Regions from separate parts of the Homo sapiens genome. Here regions 1 and 3 are each linked to region 2. A link is an interaction called in ENCODE POLR2A ChIA-PET data of the cell type or tissue named here. Cell type or tissue: PC-9. All regions are shown on one strand. Each heading gives the region's core, and the rest is flanking DNA. Links, peaks and the distances in the headings are about the cores only.

Region 1 (5,684 bases), core at 1,464-3,963, 100 kb after region 2:
GCTGGTTATTCTGACATCTTTTTGGCATTAAATCTATTTCTTTCCCTTTAGGATTTGGTGTCATAATGAAAACAAGTATTTTTGGCTTCCTTTTTCTTTAAACTGAAATTCTTTTGAAAACAACAAAAGCAATGTCTTAGTTCTTTTTAGAAACCTGTTCACAGTTTGAGATTTGCTTATATTCCTGGTGTTGGTGAAAACTGTGTTGTTAGTGGAAGTTTAGAGATTATGACATCCAATTTGCCTGATTTTAAGGATGGAAAAAAATGAGGCTGAGATGTATGACTACGCACTAGTTGCAGAGTCCATCTTCTGGCTTCCAGTTTAGTGTGTGTGTGCTTGTTTTTTAACTATACCAAATGCAGTCAGGATGTTTTTTTTTTTTAATCTAATTTTTGCTTGCACATCAAGAAAGGATGGTCTTCTTTTTTTTTTTTTTTTTTGGTTTTCTTTTTTTTTTTTTTTTTTATTATACTCTAAGTTTTAGGGTACATGTGCACATTGTGCAGGTTAGTTACATATGTATACATGTGCCATGCTGGTGCGCTGCACCCACTAATGTGTCATCTAGCATTAGGTATATCTCCCAATGCTATCCCTCCCCCCTCCCCCGACCCCACCACAGTCCCCAGAGTGTGATATTCCCCTTCCTGTGTCCATGTGATCTCATTGTTCAATTCCCACCTATGAGTGAGAATATGCGGTGTTTGGTTTTTTGTTCTTGCGATAGTTTACTGAGAATGATGGTTTCCAATTTCATCCATGTCCCTACAAAGGATATGAACTCATCATTTTTTATGGCTGCATAGTATTCCATGGTGTATATGTGCCACATTTTCTTAATCCAGTCTATCATTGTTGGACATTTGGGTTGGTTCCAAGTCTTTGCTATTGTGAATAGTGCCGCAATAAACATACGTGTGCATGTGTAGGATGGTCTTCTTAATAATAAATATGGGGCACATGTTCTCAGGACCTCCTGGGGCTGTGTCACACAAATAATAAATATTAAAAATAAAAATTATAATTGTATTTTCCATTTCTAGTGTGACAGAGTTATGGGAAACATATGTAAATCATAATATCCTCTCATGTTCTTCACACTTGTAAGAGCATTAAGAGATGGACACATAGGGTAAATATTAATCAGTTTTAGGATGAAGACAGTAAGATGAAATTACTTGTTCATTTAACTTATTAAGCTAATTCTAACATTACTGCATGCTTACTGTATGCCAGTTACTGTTCAAATGCTTTACATATATTAACTCATTTAATCTTCACGATTAATGATGTGTAGATACCATTATTTAACCTAGTTTTAGGAATAAGGGAACAGAAAGGCAAAGAGATGAAGTAGATTGCCCCAGAGGCTCACACAGTGGCATTTAGGCATTCTGACTGGAGCCTGGTCCTTTTTAAAAAATGTATTGTTACATCAGTTACACACATTTTTGGGGTACATGTGCTATTTTGGTACATATATGCAATACGTAATGATCAAAACAGGGTAATTGGGATATCTGTCACCTCAAACATTTATCTTTTGGAGCCTGATCTTTTAACTACAACTCTAAGAGTGGTAGAGAATTGTAGTTGGGTCTTGTGAGTTCAAGTCCAATGTATTCTGTACTGTATTGTCTCTGACCATGAAAATAAGTACTGCCTGAACCCAACAGTGTGGTTATATGAACGACCCAGCGATCGAAAGATAAACTATGAAAACAAAACAGAAGTTAGTCTCCCAAAAATGAAACCAAAGGAAAGTAGGCCAGAGGTTTTGATAATCCACTAGGTTGGTAGAAGGGTTATGCTATTGAAGGATAACACTTCACCTTTTCTTAGTTATAAATGACCTTTTCTTATCCATCTAGCCCATTCCTCAGACTCTATATTACCAGAGAGAAAGGAAGAAACAGAAAAGAGGACCCCTTGTTGAGTTTAGATCTCCTGAACACACACAGGATCAGTTCAGAAGTTCCCATGACACAGGGCATTGAGAGTGAGCTCCTTGCCTGGTTCCTCACCCAAGAAGAGACAGGCCCAGGTCCATCTCTCCTGAGTAGGAAAGGCTCAGATTTCTGAAGAGATTTCTACCCGGGCACAGGCTGCCTCAGGTGGGGCCTGGCTGTCTGAGGTTAGATGAAAATCTATCAGATTGTGGACTCCTGCACATAGCTGGCCAATGTCTGTCACTAGTGGAGCTGGCAGCACCCCCCCACCCTTACTCAATTGGAACACCCCTACTCTGGTCACCCTGTGTGCTAGGAACAGAGATCCAAGTTATTACCCTTAAATAATTTATAGTCTGAGATACTGCAAGGGAAGATGAGATTCAGTCTTTAATAAGAATATTTTAAACAATTATACCTACTGAAAAAATAGAATTAATCAGTTTGGTTGTGAACAGTCTACTTTATGTGGGCAGTTGTTCTGAAGATAGACGATCAGAATGACTTAATGTATTCACTTAACTGTTTTCTCACAGGAATTCATAAGCTTATAATGCAATTGCATCAGCCACAGCTGTCTGAACCACCTTAGCCTAGGCTTATTTTATCCCTGGGATGTAGCTGCTGTTTTGGCCTTTGGTGATCTTCACCCGTTTACCGTAGGGTGGATTTACCTTGATTCACAAGTCGTTTGTCTAACCTCTCCTTTTGTCAAGATAATTCTGACAGGTGAAATTTCTGGTGATTGGCCCAAAGTATTTCATCTACCCACAAATTTGATCATTAATATCCTCTCAAATAAAGGGAACAAAGATGGAAAAATAGGTGAAGCTTGGCCTCATTTATTTACATATTGACCCCAATGTCAGAAGTTACTCAGAAGTGTGTGCAACTCTGTATAGACCCCTTCCTGGGACTGGACACAGAGGCTGAAATAAAAACCAGTTTTTCAGCATGACTTAGCACAATGTTATTTATTTTCACTGCCTATTAGCCTATGGGTCATGAGATTTGTTATTCTAGAGCAGTTGAGTATTGGAGTGGAACAAGCAAAAGCAAGGCATATTTTTCTGTTGTAATCTGTACTTTTTATTTTTTAAGATATATAATAATAGTTTTACATTAAGTGTGATTTGGATTCCTTCTCCAGAATTATAAATTACCTAATTCCCTTCTGCTAAAAGACGCAGGACAGAGAAGGGTAAGCATTTTAGCTGGACATTTATTCCTGTTGTACGATCCTCCCCATCCCCTTTAACGAGTGCTAGAACTACGCCAGAGAATAACTGTCCAAAAAACTTAAGGAGTTCTGATTTTAATCTGGTCAAATCACTGAAATATGTTGTTAGAAAATGTCTGGTAGTGGCCGGGCACGGTGGCTCACTCCTGTAATCCCAGCACTTTGGTAGGCTGAGGTGGGTGGATCACGAGGTCAGGAGATCAAGACGATCCTGGCTAACATGGTGAAACCCCATCTCTACTAAAAATACAAAAAAATTAGCTGGGTGTGGTGGTGGGCACCTGTAGTCCCAGCTACTTGAGAGGCTGAGGCAGGAGAATAGCTTGAACCCGTGAGGTGGAGGCTGCAGTGAGCCGAGATCGCCACTGCACTCCAGCCTGAGTGATAGAGTGAGATTCTGTCTCAAAAAAAAAAAAAAAGAAAGAAAAGAAAAAGAAAATGCCTGGTAGTGAATAAAATCTTAAATCATGAAGATTAAAAATAACCTGCTACTTCTACTTATGTTGCCATAAAAGCAGTTTTCAAAATATGTTCTCTTAAAATATCTTGAAAATAGTTCCTGGTCTAATGGAAACAAGTGTTGGGAAAATTCCCTTGTTGCAGACATATTCATTAATGTGATGATAGCATTGCCAAAAGGAAGGAGAACATGCCAGGGCCAACTCAACACAGTCCTGAGAACATTCCTTTTCCGAATTTCTGGCCCGTTCTTTCTCTGTCTCCCCCCTCCTTGTCCAGGAGTTCCATTGTTGGCATCATTATCCAGAATGTAAATGGCTTTGCCAGAAACACTGCCCACAGCTTGTCTAAGAACAAATGTCAAGGAGATATGCTTTTTTCCATGTATTTGCTTTGGATATTTTTCTAACAATTAAGCCTGAGGGCCAGGTGCAGTGGCTCACGCCTGTAATTCCCCACACTTTTGGAGGCTGAGGTGGGTGGATCACTTGAGGTCAGGAGTTCAAGACCAGCCTGGCCAACATGGTGAAACCCTATCTCTACGAAAAAATACAAAAATTAGCTGGTTGTGGTAATCCCAGCTACTTGGGAGGCTGAGGCAGGAGAATCTCTTGAACCCAGGAGGCGGAGGTTGCAGTGAGCAAGGTGCTGCACCACCACACTCCTGCCTGGGTGACGAAGTGACCTTATCTCAAAAAAAAAAAAAAACACCTAGTATTGGAAGAGATCATTTTAGTTTAGAAAGTAGAAAGTTTCTTGATAGAGTTGGTCTGGTTGTGTTCATCCCTCAAAGGCAAGGTTATAAACTGTTTCTGCCTACTTTAGAAGAGTCAGAGGGTTTGTTTTGTGGCTCTTTATGGTATTTTATCATGTTGGTGGTTTTGTATTCTCTAGAAAATTTCTGTACCTAAAAATGCTGCCTTACAGAATTAATTTCCTTTAAGGACTTAACTCTTGGATATTTCCCCATAATTCCTCTGTTCTCAGAGTGCTTGCCATTGTTATTAAATGCTAGATTTTTAGAGCTGATAGGGCCTTCAGAAATAGAGTAAGAGTGGAGATTTGGGAGATCATATAGTTCAACTATTTGTCTTCGTAGGTAAAGAAACAGACCCCACAAGGTGAAGTGACTTGCCCAGGGCCTGCAGTTGATTAGTTGAGGCTAGAACCCATGTCCCTGTTTAGTACTTTGCTTTGTGGTGTGATTCTGCCCTCTGTACTAGTGCTCAGATGGTGTTCTGTACTTAGCAGGGGCACTGGAGACTGAGCTCCAAACCATTTATTACTAAAGCGTATGTTTACCAAGTCCTTTTTGGTTCTGTTATTTATTCCTGTACTCAACTAAGCCAAATCTAGATTTAATTGAAAACTGTATAGACACTGTTAATTCCAAGTGTGCTCTCCAGGTCATGTCCAATGAGGGAGGCACCTTAGTCTTTCAGAGACGTTTTGATAAACATTTAAAGCTTACCATAGTTATTTGCTTGACTTAACACCTTTAAATGCCCCGTGGCCTCAGATCGTTGAAGCATAATGCCCTGTAGGATTCCCATTTTGTTTTGCTTGAGATCTGCCATTCCCCAGCACTCAGGTGCTGTGAGCTGATTGAGCTGTTCCCCAACTAGCCTATTTTAGGACACAAGCCATTTGTTAAGCCAAGTATGTGAATATGTCACTGTTCAGGCACTAGTCTCAGTGGCCCCCCCATCTCCCTTGAATAAAAGCCAGTGTCCTTAAAAGGGCCCCAAATGCTGATCACCTCTGTGACATCACTTCTCATTTTCTGCCCCTTTTTCAAATCCCTTCAGTTTCAGGAAAAAACTTCAGAGCATCAGGCAAGCTCCTAATGTGCTTTGCACTTGGCTGTTCCCTCTATAGTGACCTTCTCCTCTCCTCTTGGTACCAGGTGGCTCCTCTTTCACCTCCTTCAAAGCAAGTCACTTTCTCAGGAAGTCCCTTCCTGACCATCTCATTTAAAATTGCCACCCCGCCCCAACCTTTCCATTTCTGTTTTCCTCCTTTGCTGTGTTTTT
Region 2 (5,684 bases), core at 1,633-4,132:
AGTGGTGCAATCTTGGCTCACTGCAACCTCCACCACCCAGATTCAAATGATCCTCGTGCCTCAGCCTCCCGGGTACCTGGGATTACAGGCATGTGCCAACACACCTGGCTAATTTTTGTATTTTTAGTGGAGGCAGGGTTTTATCATGTTGGCCAGGCTGGTCTCGAACTCCTGACCTTGTGATCTGCCACCTCGGCCTCCCAAAGTGCTGGGATTACAGGTGTGAGCCACCATGCCCAGCCTTTTTTTCTTTCATTTTTAAGAAACAGGATCTTGCTCTTCTAGGCTGGAGTGTCATGAGGTACAATCATAGGTCACTGCAGCCTCAATGTCCTAGACTCAAGTCATCATCCTGCCTCAGCCTCCTAGTAGCTGGGACCACAGACTTGCGCCACCACATCCAGCTAATTGGGAGGTGGGATTACAGATAGCTGTTATTTTCTTTTTCCTTTTTTTTTCTTAACTGACTAAGCTCCAAGACCGTTATTTTCTTTCTTTTTTTTTTTTTTTTTGAGAAGGAGTCTCGCTCTGTCATCCAGGCTGGAGTGCAGTGGCGTGATCTCGGCTCACTGCAATCTCCGCCTCCCGGGTTCACGCCATTCTCCTGCCTCAGCCTCCCGAGTAGCTGGGACTACAGGCGCCTGCCACCACGCCTGGATAATTTTTTGTATTTTTAGTAGACGGGGTTTCACCGTGTTAGCCAGGATGGTCTTGATCTCCTGACCTCGTGATCCACCCGCCTCGGCCTCCCAAAGTGCTGGGATTACAGGCATGAGCCACCGCGCCTGGCCTCAAGACCATTATTTTCTTTACATGTTCCAGGTTTTCCCCACTAAGAACATATTCTTTTTTTTTTTTTTTTTTGAGATGGAGTCTTGCTCTGTTGCCTAGGCTGGAGTGCAGTGGCATGATCTTGGGTCACTGCAACCTCCGCCTCCCAGGTTCAAGCAACTCTCCTGCCTCAGCCTCCCAAGTAGCTGGGATTACAGGAGTGTACCACCACGCCCAGCTAATTTTTGTATTTTAGTAGAGACGGGGTTTCACCATGTTGGCCAGGCTGGTCTTGAACTCCTGACCTCAAGTGATCTGCCCACCTTGGCCTCCCAAAGTGCTGGGATTACAGACGTGAGCCACCATGCCCAGCCAGGAACATATTACTTTTCTTTTTTCTTTTTTTTAAGACAGAGTTTCGCTCCTGTTGCCCAGGCTGGAGTGCAATGGCATGATCTCGGCTCACCACAACCTCCACCTCCTGGGTTCAAGTGATTCTCCTGCCTCAGCTTCCCGAGTAGCTGGGATTACAGGCATGCCCCACCATGCCCGGCTAATTTTTTGTATTTTTAGTAGAGATAGGGTTTCTCCATGTTGGTCGGGCTGGTCTCGAACTCCTGACCTCAGGTGATCTGCCTGCCTCGGCCTCCCAAAGTGCTGGGATTACAGGCATGAGCCACCATGCCCGGCTGGAACATATTACTTTTCAAATCAGAAAGGAGGCTGGGCGCGGTGGCTCATGCCTGTAATCCCAGCACTTTGGGCGGATCACCTGAGATCAGCAGTTCAGGACCAGCCTGACCAACATGGTGAAACCCTGTCTCTACCAAAAATACAAAAATTAACTGGGTGTGCTGGCGGGCACCTGTAATCTCAGCTGCTCGGGAGGCTGAGGTAGGAGAATCGCTTGAACTCAGGAGGCGGAGGTTGCAGTGAGCTGAAATAGCGCCACTGCACTCCAGCCTGGGCGACAGAGTGACACTTCGTTTAAAAAAAAATTAAATCAGGAAGGATATTAAAAGTGAAAAATAATTTCAGGTCTACAAGCCACTGTGGTTATTCTATTTGAATTCTAAATGTTCCCTCAGTTTTCCTGCCAATCTTATTCTGTTTCCTTTTGAGGAACTAATAGCTTGTAAGGTAGGGGTGAGCAGTTGGATTTATAAGTGTGGAGAAGCATCCTGGCACCTCTCTGAGAGTTTCCTCCCAAACCAGGCCACCTCCCCAGCCTTGGCTGCCCTCCGAGGGAGTGGCCCACATGCAGGTGAACTTCACACTCCACAGTATCCGGGCAGGAAGCCTTCCATTCCACTGGCCTCTGGAGGAAGCCCGCAGCTCTGAGCCCAGTTGCCAGTGTGGGAGGGAAACTGAGACTGGGAACTCACTGCAGAGCAGACTCCAGGGACTGTCTCACACCTTCCCTACCCTAAAGACAAGCATTTCCAAAAGCTACTGCACCCCTTTTCCTCCCCTTCAGGGTTGGGGAGAGAGATTTGAGAATTGAGGGTAACCCTGGCCGGGCACGGTGGCTCACACCTGTAATCCCAGCACTTTGAGAGGCCGAGGCGGGTAGATCATGAGGTCAGGAGATCAAGACCATCCTGGCTAATACAGTGAAACCCCATCTCTACTAAAAATACAAAAATTAGCTAGGCATGGTGGCAGGTGCCTGTAGTCCCAGCTACTGGGGAGGCTGAGGCAGGAGATTGGTGTGAATCCGGGAGGTGGAGCTTGCAGTGAGCCGAGATCTCGGCACTGCACTCCACTCCAGCCTGGGCAGCAGAGTGAGACTCCGTCTCAAAAAAAAAAAAAAAAAAGGAATTGAGGGTAACCCAGAAGTCAGGAGTTTAACAAGAGAAAATACCAGGCATGACAGACAAGTCCTGGCTAGGTCTTGGCTGGATGGAAGCAGGGAAGCTAACTGGTCATCGCTGGTGGCTGGGACCAGCCTTGTGAGTAACCAAGAGGCCAGGCCAGTGGTTCTGAGACCCTGAGTGTGTTTCAGAAGGTCTCAGATAAAGAATGTGGGAGGTTTACCCCTTCTTTGTGCACTGCTTGAAAATCCCAGGCAAGGAGGTAGCTTAGATAATGTAGCATACACTGAAATTCTTCTGTGCTGAGACACTTATTTCCTGTCTTTATTCAATGCCAGTGAATACCAGAAAGTTTCCTTTTCAGGAGCTTGAAATTCAGGCATCAGGAAGGTGAACAGAGCCGCAAGCAAAGGCACATGGACACGTGTGAATCACACAAGCACTAAAAGCCACCATGGAGTGGAGGAGGGGAAGGTGAGGCCTGGGTGGGGCCTTCTGCAAGAAAACAAGGAATATCTGTTTAGGGATGGGGGTGGGGAGAGAAGGAAAATAGCCTCAGGGGACCAGAAAGTCAAACACTGACTTCAGGAAAGGCAGTGTCTGCACAAACGTTCCTTCTGAGGCAAGAAGATACAGGTAATGGCGGAGCACGGTGGCTCACATCTGTAACCCCAGCACTTTGGGAGGCCAAGGCGGGCAGATCACCTGAGGTCAGGAGTTCAAGACCAGCCTGACCAACATGGAGAAACCCCGTCTCTACTAAAAATACAAAAATTAGCTGGGCGTAGTGGCGCGCCCCTGTAATCCCAACTACTCGAGAGTCTAGGCAGGAGAATGACTTGAACCCGGGAGGCAGAGGTTGCAGTGAGCCGAGATCGCGCCACCGCACTCCAAGAGCAAGACTCCATCTGGAAAAAAAAAAAATTGGTTGGTATCTACATCAAAATGGGCTTTCTATCTTTTCCTCACAGAATTCAACTTACTCTCCCCCGACTCCAGTCTTAGACAACACTACTGGCTACGTGCAGGACAGTCACCCCCTGTTTTCCTGCCAAGGGCTGATGGTCACCCCATGGAGTACTGGAGGTTGGGAGAAGGGTTAGAGTTATCTTTCTAGTACCATTCCCTCCCAGAGAGGAGAGAAGTTTCTACTTAAGAGTGCAAGGTAGAAAAGCAGGAGGGTTTGTAAAGCTCCTACCCTCAAGTAAATGCATAATTTGCCTGTCCTAACGTGGCTTCCTAGAAAACAGAGCTAGAGGCAAAGCCCAAGGGTTAATGTTTCACTGGGGTGGGCTGCAAGCCCAGGGCAGCAAGAGTGAGGAAGAGGGGAAGCTAGGCAGCTGAGGAAGGAACGTGTTCTCATTATGGATGACAGGTCGTTGTGTTTTCATTCATTCGGGGGCCTCCAAGCGTTAGAAGAATCACATGGGGACAAAGCAGCAGCAGAATGAGCCACTGCGGGCTCCTTCCGGCCTCCTCTCTCTTTTCCATAAAAGTCCACCCCACGGTGTTAACTCCCCTTCATGTGCAGGTTGTGTTACTGGGCCCCTCTCAGCAGCTACTGGGGAGCCAGAAGGTCCTGGAGTCCAGTTTGGTGCTGGAGCTGCTGCACCTTGGCCCTCACTCCTAGGGGAGGTTGAGGCAGTGGCTGTGTGAGGAAAGAAGCCATGGCAGTGACAGCTGTGCCTGGAGAGCCACAGAAGGATGCAGCCGGCACTGCCCTCACTACGCGGGAAGCACTGCAAGACTGAGAGACTGAGGCAGGATCAAGGCCTGGGAAGGAGTGGGGCTTAGCAAATCTAAGGAGGTTTATAAACTGGGTCCAGAACATTGACTTAGGGAAAAACTGTTTAGATTCTAAATTTGATGTTCTGAGCAGCCAGATGTATTGTGACTGCAACTTCTGTAAGCACCGGTTTTAAAAAAGCATGTGAATTGAAAGATTTCTTGTGTTCTCTCCTCATGACAAAATGATGCAACTATCTTGGCCGGGTGTGGTGGTTCACACCTGTAATCCCAGCACTTTGGGAGGCCGAGGCAGGTGGATCACTTGAGGTCGGGAGTTTGAGACCAGCCTGGCCAACATGGTAAAACCCCATCTCTACTAACAACACAAAAATTAGCTGGGCATGGTGGCAGACGCCTGTAGTCCCAGCTACTCGGGAGGCTGAGGCAGGAGAATGACTTTGTCTTTAAAAAAAAAAAAAAAAAAAGATAGAAAAAGATGCAACTGTCTGCAAGGCCTAGAGGCCTTCCAAGTTTGCGCTGGGCTTGAAACTATGTAGACGGCCTAGATCACTGGCCCAACCACTGTCCAGGTTTGGAACAGCTTCATTTATTTCTTTATTTTTTTGAGACAGATTTTCACTCTTACTGCCCAGGCTGGAGTGCAATGGTGCAATCTCAGCTCACTGCAACCTCCGCCTCATGGGTTCAAGCGATTCTCCTGCCTTAGCGTCCTGAGTAGTTGAGATTACAGGCATGTACTACCACATCCAGCTAATTGCTAATTTTGTATTTTTAGTAGAGACGGGGTTTTTCCAAGTTGCTCAGGCTGGTCTCAAACTCCTGACGTCAGGTGATCCGTCCGCCTTGGCCTCCCAAAGTGCTGGGATTACAGGTGTGAGCCAACGTGCCCGGCCTGGAACAGCATCATTTTTTTTTTTTTGAGACAGAGTCTCACTCTGTCACCAGGCTGGAGTGCAATAGCGCGATCTTGGCTTGCTGCAACCTCTGCCTCCCGAGTTCAAGTGATTCTCCTGCCTCAGCCTCCCAAGTAGCTGGGACTACAGGCATACGCCACCACGCCCAGTTAATTTTTGTATTTTTAGTAGAGACAGGGTTTCACCATGTTGGCCAGGCTGGTCTCGAACTCCTGACCTCGTGATCCACCTGCCTTGGCCTCACAAAGTGCTGGGATTATAGGCGTGAGCCACCGTGCCTGGCCTAGAACAGCTTCATTTTTAGCCAAACAGAATGTGATAGGAATCAAGCCAATCATCCTACAGTTTGGTAAAATTATCCTTCACCCCTTCCCCTGCTTGACAATACAGAGCTGTCAGCTGAAGGCACGATGGATCCTTTGCTGTGTGACCTCTG
Region 3 (5,684 bases), core at 2,507-5,006, 120 kb after region 2:
CCCATGGGCTAATATGAGAAGATATGTGAATCTGCTGAGCTTAGACTTTTTATATATTTTCTCCACACATGAGACCCTCTCAGTCAAGTAATTGTATGAATTCTTTAATATACCTTTTAGTATTTGGTGGCGGGTTATATTATCTTAATTGCAGCTAGTTAGCCTTCAGTAAACTAGGTGCAGCATTGTGAGCCCTGTGGCCAGTTGGGCCTGAGCCACAGCACTGCAGGAAGTCTGGTGGGTTGCTTCAGCTCTCCACCTGTGTGCCCTCAAAACAGGTGGAGAAATGGGCTTTTTGTCACTGAAGTTGAGTTCAAATTAATTGTTTTATTATTTTATTTTATTTTATTTGAGATGGAGTCTTGCTCTGTCACTCAGGCTGGAGTGCAGTGGTGCAATCTTGGCTCACTGCAACCTCTGCCTCCTGGGTTCAAGCGATTCTCCTGCCTCAGCCTCCCAAGTAGCTGGGATTACCGGCGCCCACCACCAAACCCGACTAATTTTTGTATATTTAGTAGAGACAGGATTTCACCATGTTGGCCAGGTTGGTCTTGAACCCCTGACTTCAAGTGATCTGCCCGCCTCAGCCTCCCAAAGTGCTGGGATTACAGGCGTGAGCCACTGCGCCCGGCTCAAATTAGTTATTTTAGAGAATATTACTTTTAATCTCAAAACTGTTTCTTTGAATTCTGCCTGCCTATCCGATTGGTTTTACTGAAGTTTTCCTTGAGGGGCTGTCTGTCATCTTTTAGGGCCCTCTGTTTGCAAGTTTTTTTCAAAAATAACAACTGCTTAGTTGTGTGCAGTGTAGGACTCTTTATAGGTTTTTGACTACTCTTCTTTTCTTGTAGAATTTCACTGTCTTTTAATGTTTACAGACTGCAAGCAGGATAAAATTAAAAATTCAACCATTATTAATATTGCTGCTTTGTAGGAGCTGGTAAAGGAGTAGAAGGTAAAGATCTATTAATTATAGTGTCTAATACACCCTTGAGGAAAATCTGTTAACTCCAAATTATTAAGTACCTAAAGAAATCTGGAGATCTTAATTTATTTGCCCTATTTCAGGCCTTACCAAAAAAAAAAAAAAAAGCTACCTGGTTTTTGTGCATATAGTAGATACCCACCACCACCACCAAAAATAATTGTGGAATGAATGAGATTTCATGGTTGGCTTTATTTTGGGCACATATTGTAAAATTCATGACTTGCGTGGCAGTTCATGACGAATTCAATACAGTTCCTAAAGTCAACCAATGGAATTTTGAAAGGTCAACAGCTGCTTTTCTCTAGTAGTCAAGGATGTGAATAACTTGGGTGAAATTCCCAGGAGTTTCAACTATAATGACCAAAAGTTCAGGGGAAAGAGATCTATGTAAGTCACAGAGGGAATCATCAGTTCTAGACAACAATTGACTTGTGATTTTTGTCCATGTTTTCCTCTAGGTGTGAACAGGATTTTTCTTTCCTTTCCTGTCAGCCCTGTTCCTTATTGAATTACAGAACAGATAAATACCTTAGACAGTAGTGACTATCCCTGTGATTTTCGGCTTGGAAAGCCAGGAGTCCTCCTCCAGAGGGAGAGGGATGATGAAAGAAGTTTGGATAGCATGCTTCTGGAGGATGCAGAATTTTGATTGGCAAATAATCATTGTACATATTCATGGGGTACATAGTGATGTGTTTTTTGTTTTTTGTTTTTGTTTGAGACAGAGTCTTGCTCTGTCGTCCAGGCTGGAGTGCAGCAGCGTGATCTTGGCTTACCGCAGCCTCCACCTCCCGAGTTCAAGCAGTTCTCCAGGTTGCAGAATTTTGATTGAGGGCAAGAGGAACTTATTGTTTGTGGGAAATGACCTAAGTGATTGTTTTAAGGAAACTTTCTCTGATTACAAAGGCGAGAGTATAGAGCCTTTAAGGCCATTTAGTAGATGGCTGCCCTGATCCAGGGCTGGAATGATATATTGGTTTTGACATAGTTACATGCCAGGGGAAATAAAAGAAAAACTAGAGACATTTCTGGGAAACTGAGTGAGTACATGGAAGAAAGGAAGAACACCTAGCCAGATTCCTTCCAGAGGCTTGGAGCCTGAGAGCCAGGGCGTTAGAGTCAACCTACTCCCTTCATTAGGTGAAGGGAATGGGTTTTCAGGAAAATAATCTTAGACATGTAAAGTTTGATAAGACTACAAGACTAGACATATGAAGGACCAGTTATATGGATTTGGTAGTTACCAACATAGACTTCTTATTTTTCTTTCTTTCTTTTTTATTTAAAGAGACTGGGCCTCAGCTGGGCATGGTAGCTCACGCCTGTAATCCCAGCACTGGGAGGCCAAGGCGAAGAGGATCACTTGAGCCTTGGAGTTTGGGACTAGCTTGGGCAACATAGAACTTGTCTCTGGAAAAAAAAAAAGAGAGACTGGGTCTCACTGTGTCATCCAGGCTGGAGTGTAGTAGTTGTGATCATAGCTCACTGTAACTTCAAACTCCTGGGCTCTAGTGATCCTCCCTCCTTAGCCTCCTGAGTAACTGGGATTACAGGTACAAGCCACCACACCCAGTAGACTTATTCCTTTAAAATTGTAGGATGGCCAGGCGCGGTGGCTCATGCCTGTAATCCCAGCACTTTGGGAGTCTGAGGTGGATGGATCACCCTGAGATCAGGAGTTCGAGACCAGCCTGGCCAACATGGCAAAACGCTGTCTCTACTAAAAATACAAAAAATTAGCTGGGCGTGCACCTGTAATCCAGCTACTCTAGAGCTTGAAGCAGGAGAATTGCTTGAACCCAAAAGGCAGAGGTTCCAGTGAGCTGAGATTGTGCCACTACACTCCAGCCTGGGGAGATAGAGCGAGACTCCAGCCTGGGGAGATAGAGCGAGACTCCGTCTCAAAAAATAATAATAATAATAATAATAATAATTATAGGATGACGGCTTCCCGGGGTAACAGTGTACAAAGCTAATTCTTAAAATGCAAATGCCACAGAATTTGAGCCGCTGTGCAGGATGCTGATGTCTTTCCCGATAAGTTTTTTGTTATTTGTTTTTAACAGGATGTTGGGCTTCTGGGGGACAGGTAGTAGAAGGAGAAAGGGGATGGGGTAAGTGGGATTGAGAACGGAAGAATGGCTTTGATGGTTCTTGGCACTTGGCACCACTTGGTGGTGGTTTCTGAGTTACAGCATGTATTTTTCAGTATTAAGTCCGAAAAACAAATGAAGAATATTTAGGTAAAAGTCTCCAAAATGACTGCCTGTGTGCTAATTGTGGTTCCCAGTGAGGCAGAGCATGTCAAGGTTTGGGTATCCACAGGATTTTAACCTGCAGAAAGCAGTGTATATTACATTTTTTTTTTGAGTGGGGGGTGGTAGAGAGAGGGTCTTGCTTTGTCACCCAGGCTGGTATGCAGTGGCATCACAACATACTGCAGCCTCGACCCATCCACCTGCCCCTGACTTGAGCAATCCTCTCACCTCGGCAACTACTGAGCACCTACTCTCCTGAGTAGTTGGAACCACAGGCACATGCCACCATGCCCAATTATTATTATTATTATTATTATTATTATTATTATTATTATTTTGTAGAGACCGGATCTCCCTATGTTGCCCAGGCTGTTATTGAACTCCTGGGCTCAGGCCGTCTTCCTGCCTTGGCCTCCCAAAGTGCTAGGATTACAGACATGAACCACCTTGCCCAGCTTGAAATTTTCCATTTATTTCAAAGGAAATAGAGGAAAAAGAAATAACTTGTGGTCACTGGTTCATAAATAGCCAAGAATAAAACATGAGATGTGTGATTCATCCCCTCTTGTGTTTTCTCCTTCAAGCCCTGCACCATTTCATTGTGAGTCACCTGGAATAGGGCAATTTTACTTTAAGAATTGGTACATTTTTTTCAGTGTAACTCTTTTTAATTAATACATATTCTTTAAGGGATACAGGTAGCTGAAATGTCTACCCTTTGAGGATGTCATATTTGTATTAATAGTTTAGTTCTCTGGTGCAATTTGAAGTATATCTTATAGTCACTTTTAGTAATGTGTGTTACTTCCCTGTAAGGAATAGCAATGTTATACTTCTCCTTTTGCAGTGAAGAAATTGAGATGTAGAAAGGAAGAGACCTGCCCAAGGTCAAAGAGCAAGGCAGTGGAAAGCCTGAGATTAGACTTGTGGTCTTTTAGATTTTTCATCTGTTGTTCACCACTGAGGAGCCAGCTTTCTGTTTGCTGGAGACAGTTCAGCCTAATGGAATTTTCTCTGCCAGATGTCCACATTGTGTTAGGTGATGATTCTAACCATCCTCTAATACCCATTCTCCTCCAAAGTGGCCCTTTAGTTCCCCTCCAGAACAGATCTGCTTTTGACTGCCTGTGGTTTGGCACACCTCTGCCTAGAGATAACAGTGGTAACAGCAGTGTGCAGAAAAGAAAGTGGGAAGGGTCAGGGAATGTCACTAAACCAGAGTCGAGCTGTTAGAGGTGAACATTTTCTTGCAAAAAAGAACCTACGAGCAAATGGCCCTTTCCTTCCCGTCTATTCTTTGGGGATAGGGGATCATGGGCCAGGTAGTATTTCCTGTGCATTTTGCACACAGATGTCTGTATCACACACATACAGATCCCATCCAGTCCTAAACCAGAAGCCCTGGGGTAGGTATGAAGCTGCAACCTTAGGATGCTAAGCAAGTTTTTGGAAAAACTCCACAGGTAATTGTGATGGACAAGCAGGACCTAGACTTAGCCCAGAACCACTGCTCTAGACTAAGTGATGCTACTTTTGATGATAAGTTGTTTATGATTTGGGAGTCTCACTCCATTGCCCAGGCTGGAGTGCAGTGGTACAATCTCAGCTCACTACAACCTCTGCCTCCCAGGTTCAAGCAATTCTCCTGCCTCAGCCTCCCAAGTAGCTGGGATTACAGGTGCCCACCACCACGCCTGGCTAATTTTTTGTATTTTTAGTAGAGACAGGGTTTTGCCACGTTGGCCAGGCTGGTGTGAAACTCCTGACCTCAGGCAGTCCACCTGCCTCGGCCTCCCAAAGTGCTAGGATTACAGGCATGAGCCACTGTGCCCAGCCTGTTTTTAAATAGTAAATATGAATATAAATTATATGCCTAAACTGAGATATGAGTGTTATAATTTTAACATTAATGTAAGATCAGACTGAAGAGTCAGTGCTAATGAACCACATTTTGGTTCTAATTGAGTCTAAGGCAAAAGTAAGAGCTGTTTGCTCATCATAAACCATATACTCAGGAATCTTGGGACTTCCTTTAAAAGTTAAGACAGGCGGAAATGGGGTCGGCTGACTGTACTCTACAGGTTTAGGTCAACTGTATCTGGCTCTCTTCCTTTAAAAAAATTGAAGGTTAATGTTTTTAGATAAAGATCTTTGAACTGACACATTTTTATCGTTATTATTATCGACACATTTTTATCGTTTTATCATTAACAAAAATCTAGGGAAAAAGTGTTCTTTATTTTTCTACAGATGAGTATCTTTATTTTATTCTTGATTTATAGTTTTAGTCTTCTCTGCCAGTGTATTTATCTTGAAAGAAGACTTTCTGCACATCTGCACATTTGAGAGATGCTCCTTTCAGAAGCACCCTTAGGAGTAATCACTGTGTTAGCCACTTGCAGGAAGGCCTTATTGCTTTAAGATGGCAGAGCCATCAC

What was found. Peaks named below come from ENCODE experiments on the same cell type or tissue, not always from the same donor. Only the 100,000 strongest peaks of a DNase experiment are listed, where the experiment ranks them.
Region 1: POLR2A ChIA-PET joins it to region 2 with 16 read pairs; 3 of 35 experiments call an interaction of 5 or more read pairs at or near these places.
Region 3: POLR2A ChIA-PET joins it to region 2 with 13 read pairs; 7 of 35 experiments call an interaction of 5 or more read pairs at or near these places.

What each region holds. Positions count from the first base shown.
Region 1 is chr7:129,862,484-129,868,167 of GRCh38, reverse strand. All of the region lies in intron 3 of UBE2H (ubiquitin conjugating enzyme E2 H), which reads left to right. Among named protein-coding and RNA genes, the nearest start is that of UBE2H, 88 kb to the left of the region's middle. In PC-9, for the core only: no CTCF peak of the experiment used is centred there; DNase peaks (open chromatin) are centred at 2,567 and 2,907; H3K4me3 peaks cover 441 bases; H3K27ac peaks cover 2,500 bases.
Region 2 is chr7:129,967,362-129,973,045 of GRCh38, reverse strand. The region is part of intron 1 of UBE2H-DT (UBE2H divergent transcript); the gene reads right to left. Among named protein-coding and RNA genes, the nearest start is that of UBE2H-DT, 17 kb to the right of the region's middle. RefSeq lists enhancers at 3,392-4,033, 4,034-4,676. In PC-9, for the core only: no CTCF peak of the experiment used is centred there; DNase peaks (open chromatin) are centred at 2,015 and 3,005; H3K4me3 peaks cover 676 bases; H3K27ac peaks cover 2,500 bases.
Region 3 is chr7:129,844,245-129,849,928 of GRCh38, reverse strand. The region is part of intron 5 of UBE2H (ubiquitin conjugating enzyme E2 H); the gene reads left to right. Among named protein-coding and RNA genes, the nearest start is that of MIR183, 72 kb to the right of the region's middle. RefSeq lists an enhancer at 5,616-5,684. In PC-9, for the core only: no CTCF peak of the experiment used is centred there; DNase peaks (open chromatin) are centred at 3,778 and 4,308; H3K27ac peaks cover 2,500 bases.